Linked DNA regions of Homo sapiens: regions 1 and 3 are each linked to region 2. A link is a contact called in ENCODE Hi-C or POLR2A ChIA-PET data. All regions are on one chromosome and are shown on one strand. Each heading gives the region's core, a stretch centred on a gene start or an enhancer-like site at or near the end of the contact. The rest is flanking DNA. Distances are from core to core; before and after follow the strand shown.

Region 1 (4,129 bases), core at 1,189-3,688, 150 kb after region 2:
CCACCCAATGGGTTTACTTTGCTGGCTGTCTAGACAGAGCCAAATTTATAAAGACGGGGTAATTGCAATAGAGAAAGAGTAATTCATGCAGAGCTGACTGTGCAGGAGACTGGAGTTTCATTATTACTCAAATCAGTCTCCCAGAGCATTCAGGGATCAGAATTTTTTATTTATTTATTTATTATTATTATTTTTTTGAGACGGAGTCTCACTCTGTCCTCAGGCTGGAGTGCAGTGGCGCGATCTCTGCTCACTGCAACCTCTGCCTCCCAGGTTCAAGCGATTCTCCTGCCTCAGCCTCCCGAGTAGCTGGGACTACAGGCACCCACCACGCCCAGCTAATTTTTGTATTTTTAGTAGAGATGGGATTTCACCATGTTGGCCAGGATGGTCTCACTCTCTTGACCTCATGATGCACCCACCTTCGGCCTCCCAAAGTGCTGGGATTACAGGCATGAGCCACCGCGCCCAGCTGGGGATCAGAATTTTTAAGGACAACTCGGTGAGTAGGGGGAAGCCAGTGAGCTGGGAGTGCTGATTGGTCAGGTCAAAGATGAAATCACAGGGAGTCCAAGTTGTCTTGCGTTATCAGTTCCTGGGTGGGGGCCACGAGATCAGATGAGCCAGTTTATCGATCTGGGTGATGCCAGCTGATTCATCAAGTGCGGGGTCTGCAAAATATCTCAAGCACTGGTGGTAGTTTTTACAATAGTGATGTTAGCTCCAGCAGCAATTTGGGGAGGGTCAGAATCTTGTAGCCTCCAGCTGCATGACTCCTAAGTCATAATTTCTGATCTTGTGGCTAATTTGTTAGTCCTACAAAGGCAGTCTAGTCCCCAGGCAAGAAGGAGGTTTGTTTTGGGAAAGGGCTTTTATCATCTTTGTTTCAAACTATAAACTATGAATTACATTCCTCCCAAAGTTAGTTTGGCCTACGGCCAGGAATGTACAAGACAGCTTGGAGGTTAGAAGCAAGATGGTGTTGATTAGGTCAGATCTCTTTCTCAGTTGTAATTTTGCAATGGCGGTTTAATTCCCAGTCCAGTTCTCTTTATACTGCTATGCAATGCATGTGCTCATGTTCTGGTATGTACTATTATTCTGTGTCAGTGTTATCTTCCCTACAAGATTGTAAATTTCTAGGACCTAACTTCTTAGACATGCTAATAATATTAACTAAGTGAACAAATTAATAGACCCTCAAAACTTTAAATTCAGGAATAGAAAAAAAATAAAGCTTTTTCTTCCTGTCAGCTGATTTTGCAAAGGGTATAAGGAGCCAAAGAGCTGCCACGTTGGTACAGAAGTTGGAAAACACCATACGCTTCAACTGCTGGTTAATTTTTGCTCTAAAAACTTGATGGAGGCCAGGCGCGGTGACTCACGCCTGTAATCTCAGCACTTTGGGAGGCTGAAGCGGGCGGATCACCTGAGGTCAGGAGTTTGAGACCAGCCTGGCCAACATGGTGAAACCTCGTCTCTACTAAAAATACACAAATTAGCCAGGTGTGGTGGCACGTGCCTTTAATCCCAGGTACTCGGGAGGCAGAGGGTGCAGTGAGCCAGAGATTGCGCCACTGCACTCAGCCTGGGCAACAGAGCGAGACTCCATCTCAAAAAAAAAAAAAAGCTTAATAATAAAATGGGCTTTTATATATACAAATCAGCACAAACTCATTTGAGGGAGAGTAAGATTTACCTACTTGCTCACAACTTTTTTTCCCCTGCCTCAGGCTCCTGAGTAGCTGGGATTACAGGGACGCACCACCACACCCAGCTAATCTTTGTATTTTTAGTAGAGACGAGGTTTCACCATGTCGGCCAAGCTGGTGTGATCCACCCGCCTCGGTCTCCCAAAGTGCTGGGATTACAGCGTGAGCCACCGCACCCGGCCACAACTTTCTTCTGTGTAATTTCACCTTAAATACAGCCATTTACTTGGGGGTGGAGTAAGCAAATTGCCTCTTTAATTTCTCTCCCGGGGTGGTAGAACTGTGGCATTAAACAGAAGTGCGAACAGAAGTTGAGAGTGGGAAGAAAGGCTGCCCGGAAGGGGGTCAGGAAAGCTCAGGCAAGCCCACCCTCAGGCACTACAGCTAGACTCCGAGCTTACTGGGCAGTCATCTGATTCGACCAACATCAGTTCGCAGGGCTTAAGCCCAGTCCCTTACGGCGGCCTGGGGAGGGACCAGGCCCAAGTATATAAAGCTCCCTGAGGGTCCGCGTTGGCTTTGCGCCTGTGAGTGTGATTCAAGAACGTCCCAGTGCCCTTGGCTCCTTTCGGAGTGTGACCCCGTGCTTGCACGGGACACGTTACCCAGCTCGGGTGAGAAGGGTATCTTCCGGGAACCTCGCCTTTAATAGCACAACGAGCGCAGAGTCCACTGGATCTGCGAGAAGAAACCGCGCTAACTAGTTTGTCCCTACGGCCGCCTCGTAGTCACTGCCGCGGCGCCTTGAGTCTCCGGGCCGCCTTGCCATGGCTGCCCGTGGTGTCATCGCTCCAGTTGGCGAGAGTTTGCGCTACGCTGAGTACTTGCAGCCCTCGGCCAAACGGCCAGACGCCGACGTCGACCAGCAGAGACTGGTGAGTCCTGCCAGCGGCCCCCACCCCTCTCTGGCTCCCTTGTAGTTTCTGCTTCAGCCCCCTCTACCGCCTCACCCTTGAACCTTTGTACTCCCCCGCATTCGCTCACGGTCTGTGCCCTAGCGCTCACTTGTTCAGTGGAGAGACCGCTTTGTGCTGGGCTTTGACGCCTGGGCGTGGAAGACGGAGCAGTTCTGAGGATCTGTCTCCTCAAGGAGCTTCCAGTCTTGTCTGGGACACAAACCAGAAAACAGGCAATTGCAAATACAGTAAAATAAGTGCTGTATGTGGATTTTCCTATCTCATAGGAGGCCCTAAAAACGTCTTGCAGGGGACGTGGTGGGATCAGGGACGCTTCTTGGAGAAAGCTGTAGTTAAAAATTAAGATCTGAATGAATAAAAACAGTCCATTCAGCAAGGAGAAGGGGAAAAAGTGTTTCGGGTACCAGGACTACTGTCTCCAAAGTCTCCGGCACAGAAACAGGGCCCAGTTGGAAACTCCAAGTGGTGTATTCAGGATGAACTGTAGAGCTGGAAAAAGGAAGGGTCTAACAGAAAACTGTCCAACAGAAGCATATTGTGAGCCACATACGTATTTTTACGTTTTTTTTTTTTTTTTTTTTTTTTGAGACGGAGTCTCGCTCTGTCGCCCAGGCTGGAGTGCAGTGGCGCGATCTCGGCTCACTGCAAGCTCCGCCTCCCGGTTTCAGGCCATTCTCCTGCCTCAGCCTCCCAAGTAGCTGGGACTACAGGCGCCTGCCACCACTCCCGGCTAATTTTTTGTATTTTTAGTAGAGACGGGGGTTTCACCGTGTTAGCCAGGATGGTCTCGATCTGCTTACCTCGTGATCCGCCCGCCTCGGCCTCCCAAAGTGCTGGGATTACAGGCGTGAGCCACCGCGTCCGGCATATTTTTAAGTTTTTTGTAGCCATATTAAACAACTGAAGAGAAACAGGTGGGTTTGATTTTAACCATGTATTTTCTTTAACCTGATATATGCACAGTTGCATGGTAATTTTCAACATTCAATATGAAATATTGCCCAAGTGGTGGTTTAGGCTTGTAATCCCAGCGCTTTAGGAAGCCCAGGCAGGAGGATCACTTGAGGCCATGAGTTTGGAGGACAGCCTGGGCAACACAGGAGACCCCATCTCTGCTAAAAAAAAAAAAAAAAAATTAGCTGGGTGTGGTGGTGTGAGCCTGTAGTCCTAGCTGCTTGGGAGGCTGGGTCGGGAGAATCACTTGAGCCCAGGAGTTGAGGTTATAGTGAGCTATGATTTCGCCACTGCACTCCAGCCTGAGAGACAGAGCTAGACCCTGTCTCCAACAAAGAAAAAAAAATGAGGCAGTAGAGATTTAGAAAGTTTTAAGTAACTGGTCCAGGATCATCCCTGGTAAGTGGCAGATCTACGATTCCAAATGCTACACTTTTTCCCTTATGACTTGCTGACTCCTTAGAAATAAGGATTTCTGGATATAGTATTCAGTGTATGATACAGCTGAACAAGATCAGGCAGAAGTAATCCTTTTGTGGAGAGTCG
Region 2 (3,858 bases), core at 398-2,897:
AGATCCATCAAAAAATAAAAATGTATTTGTCAGTTAGTAAATTTTTGAAAAAAGATACCAGGATTTTTAGCACTTCATTTCACTCTTAAAAGTGTCCTGATTTGAAAGATGAATTCTATGGTATCAGCTTAAAAATCACAAATTTAGAAAGGAGACTTTGTTTGCTATAAAGACTCGCAGCCTACAATGTGGCCATTCTGACAGGCTGAGAAGTGTAGCTTCTGTGAGAAGCCTCTGTCAGCGGGTACTTCGAGGGAGGGAAGGATGAGACATACGTTTTGTTGAACAGGTTGGCCAAATATATGTATATATTCAACAGGTTACGGGAGGAGCTATGCAGTCTTTCGTCCAGATATTCATGAAGGGGGAACATGGCATGCATACTGAATAAACATGCATGTTACATGCATCTCATGCTTCCCTTAGGTGGAGACTTAACATTGAAATATATTACAAGTAAGCCCTATATGTCAAAAGGTGAAGCAGGGAAAGGAAGGCACTCAAATGCACAGCATCTGTAACTCGGCTGGAACTAGTCGATCTGTGGGTGGTCTCTTAGCAGGAGAAAAATACTGAAACCAGTCTTTTATTCAATCAAAGCTGTAGTTCTGGCTTGTGGAGCAGGGGGCCTCAGTTAGTCAGCTCTGCTGGTGGATGAGCTGCAATTGTTTAATATTGCTTATCTCAAGGCCAGCGCGTGTTTAGCTGCTAGAGAAAAAGAAAAACCTTGTGGCAGTTGGAACACAGTTTCTTCTTTAACTGTAGGAGTCCATGACTTAACATGGCCTTCGGTCCTGTTTATAATGTGGTATCTCATTGTGAACAAAGAGTCTGTTCTGACAGTCTCGTGATCTCTATTTCAACATTAATGCTGGTCAGATGTTGTGTCTAAACCACAAAAGGGAGGGAAGATAAAGAGGTGCATCTGACCTCTCGTCCTGTGATGGCCAGAAACTCAGTTTTTAAAAGGTTTCTCTGGGGTCCTCTTGGCCAAGAGGCAGCCTGTTCAGTTGACTGGGGAGCTAAGGACTTTAGTTTCAGTTCTCAATAATCATCCTAGTTACACAGTCATCAGACTCACCACACCCCAAAGAAAATGAATGTTCTGTGGTTCCCCTTTCTAGGGTCTCATAGGATCAAAGTTTCCCCAGGTTGAAAGGGCTCTCAAAGAAAAGGTATGTTAATTCTCTTGAAGTTTTCAAATTTCAGTGTACCTAGGGATTTCCTTGAGAGCCTGTTATGCAAATTCCTGGTCCCTGGTAACAAGATTTGTGATGTAAGTCAAGGATGGGGCCCAGGAGTCTGTATTTTTTCCAAGACCTCACCCTCTCCCCAAGGGATTTCTTTAGAGATGTACCTGGTCAATTCTGAAATCAACTTCTAAAAGCTTTTCTTGGCATAGAGTAGAAATCTATATCCCTAAAGTACCACCCACTAGTTCTAACAATCACATAGAAAAAAAAGAATGGATTTCTCTTCCTATGATAGACCTTTAAGTATGGGAGATGCCTGTCATCATTTCCAGAGTTCTATTTTATTCAGCCTAACTACTTCGGTCTCTTCTCCAACTCTTCTTCAATACACAACACACACACACACAAACTCCTACAAGGTTACCGAGAATAAAACGTATGCCAACAAGTACAGATTAGGGTGCTATGACTCAGGAACAATGTGTGTGAAAAAGTTTAAAGATTTTAGCTGATAGTAAACTCAATATGTGTCAACAGTATGAATCATTACAAGAGAGTAGGAGAAAGGAGCAGGAGAAGAGAGAAAAAGGAAGAACAAGAAAAAAAATCTCTGCCTCTGGTTGTTGATGGTATCAAATGAGATGCTGATTATGCAGACTTCCCCTAATGTACTCTGCTGTCATGTATATTTCTTTGATCAAATATCTTCCACTTCCTAGAATACCAGCTCCACTCCTCCCCTAAAGCAATGAGCTATTTTCAAAACCATTCATCTTTCAAGATTCAGCTCAAACATCAAGTCCTCAACTGCCCCAGGATAACTTACCTCTCTCTCCTTTAAACTCCCACTGTTCTTTACACAGCTCATCACACTCGATTGTTTACACATGGCTTACTGCACTTACCACCCCCCCCCCGCCCCGCCTTCTAATGTGCTGCCTGCATGATTTCCTTAGATATTATTCTTACTGTTCAGTGTCTATCTGTCCTAGAATATGAGCTCATGAGGGCAGCTTCTGTCTTATTTAATGCTATATCTCTGGTGCCTGGAAGAGTGCCTGGCACATAGTGAGCACTCCTGGGAAAATATAATTAAAAACGAAATGTCCTCCTAACCCAGAAAAGCTTTCTACAAAGGTAAAAGGAAAACTATTTTATTATTAAATAAGCATTAAACCAGAAAGTGATGCACATTACAGGCAATCTGCTAAAGAAATGGCAAAGACCAGAAAGAACTCTCACTCTTTTATAGCTAAGGGGATACAACCCATTACCATTAGTTAGGCTTTGCAATTTGGAGTCAGACAACAACTGAAGTTACACCCCTCTCCTCTTAGGAAACCGGAAGCTAAAGCCTTAGCTTCCTTGATGATTACATCAAGGAAGAGAGGACGTCCAGGTCCTTGAAGAAACACTCCAGATTGTGAGGTAGCCCAGAGGCTTATTTAGCCACTAAAAAGATTCACATACATAGAAAAGGACAGGGAAAACTTTTTTTTTTTTTTTTTTTGAGACAGTCTCGCTCTGCCGCCCAGGCTGGAGGTGCAGTGGTGCAATCGCCGGCTCACTGTAAGTTCCGCCTCCTGGGTTCACGCCATTCTCCTGCCTCAGCCTCCCCAGTAGCTGGGACTACAGGCGCCCACCACCACTCCCAGCTAATTTTTTTTATTTTTTAGTAGAGATGGGGTTTCACCATGTTAGCCAGGATGGTCTCGATCTCCTGACCTCGTGATCCGCCGGCCTTGGCCTCCCAAAGTGCTGGGATTACAGGCGTGAGCCACCGCGCCCGGCCAGGGAAAACATTCTGAAAGAGAAAAAAGGAGTGGAGAAATTTCTTCCCTTATTTTCGACAGGAAGATTTAAGCTCCTCATCTTACATTTTTACTTGCTCTTTCTGCACTTAATCACCACATGTTGAAAAAGTAAAAACTAAAAGATGGTTTTCCCTGTAATTAACTATAAACACCTAAGGGCAAGAGCTATGTGTTATTTTCCTACACAACACCAATATAGTGTGCACTCAACAAATGTTTGTGGAAAGAGGAAGGAAGGAAGGAAAAGAAAGAGAAACAGGAAAGAGAGAAGGAGAAAGAGAGGAAGGAAGGAAGGAAAAAAAGAAAAGGAGAAAGATGATTTTGACAACTGTAAAACAATCTCCACATTAAGGACTAAGCATTAAGGGAAGAGAATCAAATAACAGACAGATAAGCTGGGCCTATCATAATAGTTATTGACTCTTCATAAACCATCTCTACATGTACATTTAGTTATGCATTGGGTAATGGTTAAAATAGATACCTAGGGTGCTTTCCAAAACTGGATTCTACAGTTCCTAGGTCACGGACTTGGCTTGTCTCCAGTTGGCCTGCTTTTATAACCACCCAGTGGGTTTTTCTTGTCCACTGCCCAGATAGAGCTAATTTATGAAGGCAGGGGAATTGCAATAGAGAAAGAATTTTACACACATAGAGCCAGCTAAACAGGACACAGGAATTTATTATTACTCAAATTGGTCTCCTCAAAAATTCGAAGGCTAGGGTTTTTCAAGGATAAAGAGACGGGGGCACAGCTAGGCAATGGGTGCTTGCTGCTGATTGGTGGGGGTACAATCATAAAAGTGTGGGAAATGGTCCTCATGCACTGAGTCACTTCTGGGTGGGGTCAC
Region 3 (4,244 bases), core at 1,377-3,876, 220 kb after region 2:
ATAGAAATTAACACTGAAAAATTGTTTTCTTTTTATTTTTCTTTTTCTTTGTTTTCATTGAGACAGGGTCTTGTTCCATTGCCCAGGCTAGAGTGCAGTGGTGTGATCACAGCTCACTTCAGCCTCGGCCTCTCAGACTCAAGCAGTCCTCTTACCCTAGCCTCTCAAGTACTTGGGACAATAGGTGTGTGCCAACATACCCAGCTAATTTTTTATTTTTATCTTTGTAGAAATGGACTCTCACTATGTTGTCCAGTCTGGTCCCTAACTCCTGGACTCAAGCCGTCCTGCCACCTTGGCCTCTCAAAGTGCTGGGATTACAGGCATGAGCCACTGTGCTGGCCTAAAACTGAGAAAGTTTAAATATATTTACCTATTAATTCATTTTAAAATATTAAACTTCTTATATATTAGTATAGATAACATAATCTTTATAAAAATATATCTTTTCCACAATAAAATTTTTGAAGACTAATGAGTAAAGTGACATTGTTTTACATTTTTGCACATCTCTTTTAATGTCTGGCTTAACAGAAAATACCCTGATATAAATATCAACCTCTACATTCATTCTGTTGTGATATGTTGTTTTGTTTAAATGTATGAAGAAAATACGACTTCACACAAATAGGTAGTTGGGAAAGGAAAGAGTATTTTATTCATCTTTTCAAATAATTGCAGATATTCTTCCTTGCTATTAAACCAGAACTCAACAAGTGGTAGCTTCTTAAAGATTAGTTGCATTTTGGAACCTGAAACCATGCCAATGAACTTTCAAGGTCTATTATATTAAAATCTATTGGTCTATCTTTTACTTTGAATTTTTTTTTCCCATCTGTGATTTTGTAACGTCATTCATTGGTCAAATACTGCTTCACTGAGAGTTACAAATCATCCAAATGTTGATGTATTTCATTTTATCAGTATTTCTAAAGATGTGGTCCCCACACTGTCAGCAGCTTCCCCTGGGCAATTGTTAGACATGCAGACTCTTAGGTTCCACCCTAGACCTACTTAATCAGAAAACCTGGGGTTGGGGCCCAGCATTTTGTGTGTTACGAAGCCCTCCAGTTGATTCTAATGTACACTAATGTTTGAGAATCACCGCTCTAAGGGTTCCAGCTGGGTTTCTGGGGTGTTCAGTGGGGTCCCTATGCGTGGCAGGTTCTGATCTCTAATCGCAGTCTCCTTAGCATTTTGAAACTTCCAAAAACTTTACTATGCTTTTCAGAAGCTTCTTGCTTTTTTCAGAAACTTTCTACTTTGCTTCTACCCTGTACAAGTTCAGAATTTGGTATATACTTAGAGGGAAAAATCAGCTGTGTATCAGGCTCTATTTTCAAACTTGCCTTTTTCAGTTGAGTTCTAAATCTTTGAGTCTACAATTTTTGTCTTAGCAGCTTGTGAGACTGCAAGAAGCCTTGCCTGCCCCCAGCAGCAGCCTTCTTGTGTCCATTGCCCATACTTCTAATTTCTTGCGTTCCACCAAGAATCATCAAATAATCTAAGGGAAAAAGCAATTTCAGAATGTCATTTTACCTCTAAATTTCCTCCCCTTCCGGAATCTTTGGACCCTCAAGCCATAGTTTTCTTAGAAGTTTCCCTGTAACACTAATTCAACAGGTGGGGTTTTTTAGTGGTTGTTTCATTTTTGTAGTGAGTTTTGACTGGCTTTTTTTAGTTGCTTTTAGTGTGAGCATCTAACACACTACTCCATCATAACCAAAAGCAAAAGTACAGAAAGTTACTTTTGAGACAGTATGACAAATTAATTGGCTAGCCAGTCATCCAGGAGGCTGGTACAGTAATATGAGTGAGAAATAATGATGACCTAGCTTAGGAGGGAGACAAGAAAGTGAATTTGAGATATGTTTTAGAAACAGAAGCAACAGTTACTGCTGCTTGATTTGATACAGGAAATTTAGTATTTCCCCTTGATTTCTGAGTCAAAAAATTAGGTAGATGGTGGAGCTATTTACTGAAATGGGGATGATCTAGAGTGGACAGGTGATTGTAAACAGGTTTAGGAGAAAAGAAATACTGTGTTGATGTTAAATGAATTAGTCAGTAGATTGTCCAAGTGGAAATAGAGAATAGGAATTGAATAAATGACTCTAGAGTTCAGAGAAGCAGACTGGACTTAAGAATCATCAATATAAGATGGTGTTGAAACCAACCTTAAGAGGTCATGGAAAGTGAAAGTATGGATAAGAAATAGGAGGAAAAAACCCCGAGGATCCAGGTCTAAGGAACCAAACACTTATAGATCAAGTTAGAAAAGGGGAAATCATCAAAGGAGACAGAAGGAAAAAAATGTAAGGAGAAAATGATACCATAGAAGCTAAGAAAGGAATATATTTAAGGGAACCAAGTGATCAACTGGGCTGAATGCTGCTATGAGAACCATTAAAATAAGGATAGAGAGGAGGGTCCAGAGTATTTTTTCCACACTGGAAGACTTTGATGACCTTAAAAAACAGTTTTAATTGGTGCAGGGCTAAGGAATGAAAAGATGCGGAAGTTGAGTTAGCTTATATACACAACTATTTTGAGAAGTTTTGTGAGGAAGAGGAGGAGAGAAATGGAATATTGTCTGCAACAGAGGGATGAGTCATTAAGGGAAAAATGCTGTTTTTTGTTTTATTTTGCTTTTTACTTTTTTTTTTAATTATAAAAGCTTGTTGAGTAATTTTTAGCAGGTTTGTTTGTCAGTGGAAATGATCGAGAGAAGGTGATTTAGAAGAGATTAAATTTTGGGGGAAATAAATGTAATGTTTTAAGTCTCAAAAGTCAATTGTATAACTGTGGGACAGAGATTTGGCAGTGTTTCACATGGAAAAGAGCCATGGGACATGTATTTGATCTCAAGGCCTGTAAGATTCAACAGCATAAAAGCTGCTAAAAATTTTATGCAGTCCTAAGCTGCATAAAGGACACATAGTATCTTTATTAAAGACCAAATATTACTGCAATCCTCTATTTATTTGTTATGCATTCATTCAATTAATATTTATCCAGCTGTACTGAGCTAGGCATTTAGATCTTATCTAGAATTTTGTGTCTGTTTCTGGATCCCAGATTTTTTATGGATACTGACAAACCAAATAGTATTCAGAGGAAATTGAACAGGATCATGAGGTGTCTGGAAACAATGTCATATGAGCAATTATTCATTCAACAAAATTTACTGAGTACTTAATGTAAGCCAGATAATGCACTAGATACTGAAGAAGATAACCAAAGACCTTGCTGTTAGGAATCTTATATTCCACTGTGAGAGACAATAGTAGATAGGTAATTGGTAGTTTAAAAATGGCCACAGATTCTTCATAGCTCCTCCCATCAAGAGGTGGTCTGATTTTTCACCCTTTGTATTCAGGTTGGCCTTTGTCATTTGTTTTGACCAATAGAATATAGCAAAAAATGACATGTGATTTCTGAACCTAGGCCTCAAGAAGCATTGCAGCTTCAGCTCTTACCTTCTTAGATCCTTGAGTCCACCAAGTGAAGAAGACTAAGCTCTCCTCCTGACGGAAGAAACACCAAGTAGAGAGAGGCCTAGCTATCCCAGCTTAGGCCCTAGTGAGGCCATCCTGGACTACCCAGCTCAGAATAACCACCCTACCAATCCACAGAAAAGTGAGAAATAAAAAGAACATTGTTGCTTTTCGCCACTAAGTTTTGGGGTGGTTTGTTATGCAGAAAAGGCTGATATAAAAAATGCCCATGATGTCATGGATCATAAGTGCTTTGAAGAAAAAGCAGAGCATGAGGTAGAGAATGGCAGCTGGAGGGGAGGCGGATGCTGATTTACTTATAGCCTTCTTAGAAATTCTCTCTAAGGAGATAATATTTGAGCAGAGACCTAAGGCAGTAAGTCATGCAAAATGAAGAAAGAATATTTCAGGCTGAAGAAACACCAAGTGCATAGGTCCTGAAACGAGAACATATGGTTTGTTTCTGGAATTATAAGCAGATCAGCTGGAGCATAGGAAGCAAAAGGGAGAGTGGTAGGAAATACAATTGGAGAGGAAGCCCAAGGCTAAATGATAGAGTGGCTTGCAAGCCATACTACAAACTTCAGGTTTTACTGTTGGGCATTATGGGAATGCTATTACCTGTTATGCAGTATTAGGAAGACTATTTTGGCAGCTATGAAGCAAATAGGGAGTCAAGAGTGGAAGCAAGGCAGTCACTAGAGAAAACTGTAGTAATCCAAGAGAATGATACTGTTTTGGATGAGG

What was found. A loop is a pair of places that touch in the nucleus more often than their neighbours do. ChIA-PET counts read pairs that join two places held with the same protein, here RNA polymerase II (POLR2A). Pooled maps may share reads with other maps.
Region 1: a pooled map shows a loop between it and region 2 (4-fold over the local background). The contact joins the promoter of DNAJC15 here to the enhancer-like site in region 2. A Hi-C loop is called at or near these places in 2 of 50 pooled maps. POLR2A ChIA-PET finds 5 or more read pairs at or near these places in 4 of 52 experiments (H1, WTC11 and activated CD4-positive, alpha-beta T cell).
Region 3: a pooled map shows a loop between it and region 2 (9-fold over the local background). The contact joins two enhancer-like sites. A Hi-C loop is called at or near these places in 1 of 168 maps with a recorded cell type or tissue (endometrial microvascular endothelial cells) and 8 of 50 pooled maps.

The regions. Positions count from the first base shown.
Region 1 is chr13:43,021,148-43,025,276 of GRCh38, forward strand. It overlaps DNAJC15 (DnaJ heat shock protein family (Hsp40) member C15), which reads left to right and starts at 2,439. Exons shown (of 6, transcript NM_013238.3): 1 at 2,439-2,587. The coding sequence starts at 2,480. RefSeq lists enhancers at 2,258-2,317, 2,328-2,377, 2,888-2,937.
Region 2 is chr13:42,875,349-42,879,206 of GRCh38, forward strand. No RefSeq gene overlaps it. Among named protein-coding and RNA genes, the nearest start is that of LINC00428, 4.5 kb to the left of the region's middle. Within about 2 kb of position 1,648, at least 5 of the 41 ENCODE cell types and tissues checked have a DNase peak (open chromatin) inside an H3K27ac peak, as active enhancers do.
Region 3 is chr13:43,093,370-43,097,613 of GRCh38, forward strand. All of the region lies in intron 5 of DNAJC15 (DnaJ heat shock protein family (Hsp40) member C15), which reads left to right. Among named protein-coding and RNA genes, the nearest start is that of LINC00400, 18 kb to the right of the region's middle. Within about 2 kb of position 2,627, at least 2 of the 41 ENCODE cell types and tissues checked have a DNase peak (open chromatin) inside an H3K27ac peak, as active enhancers do.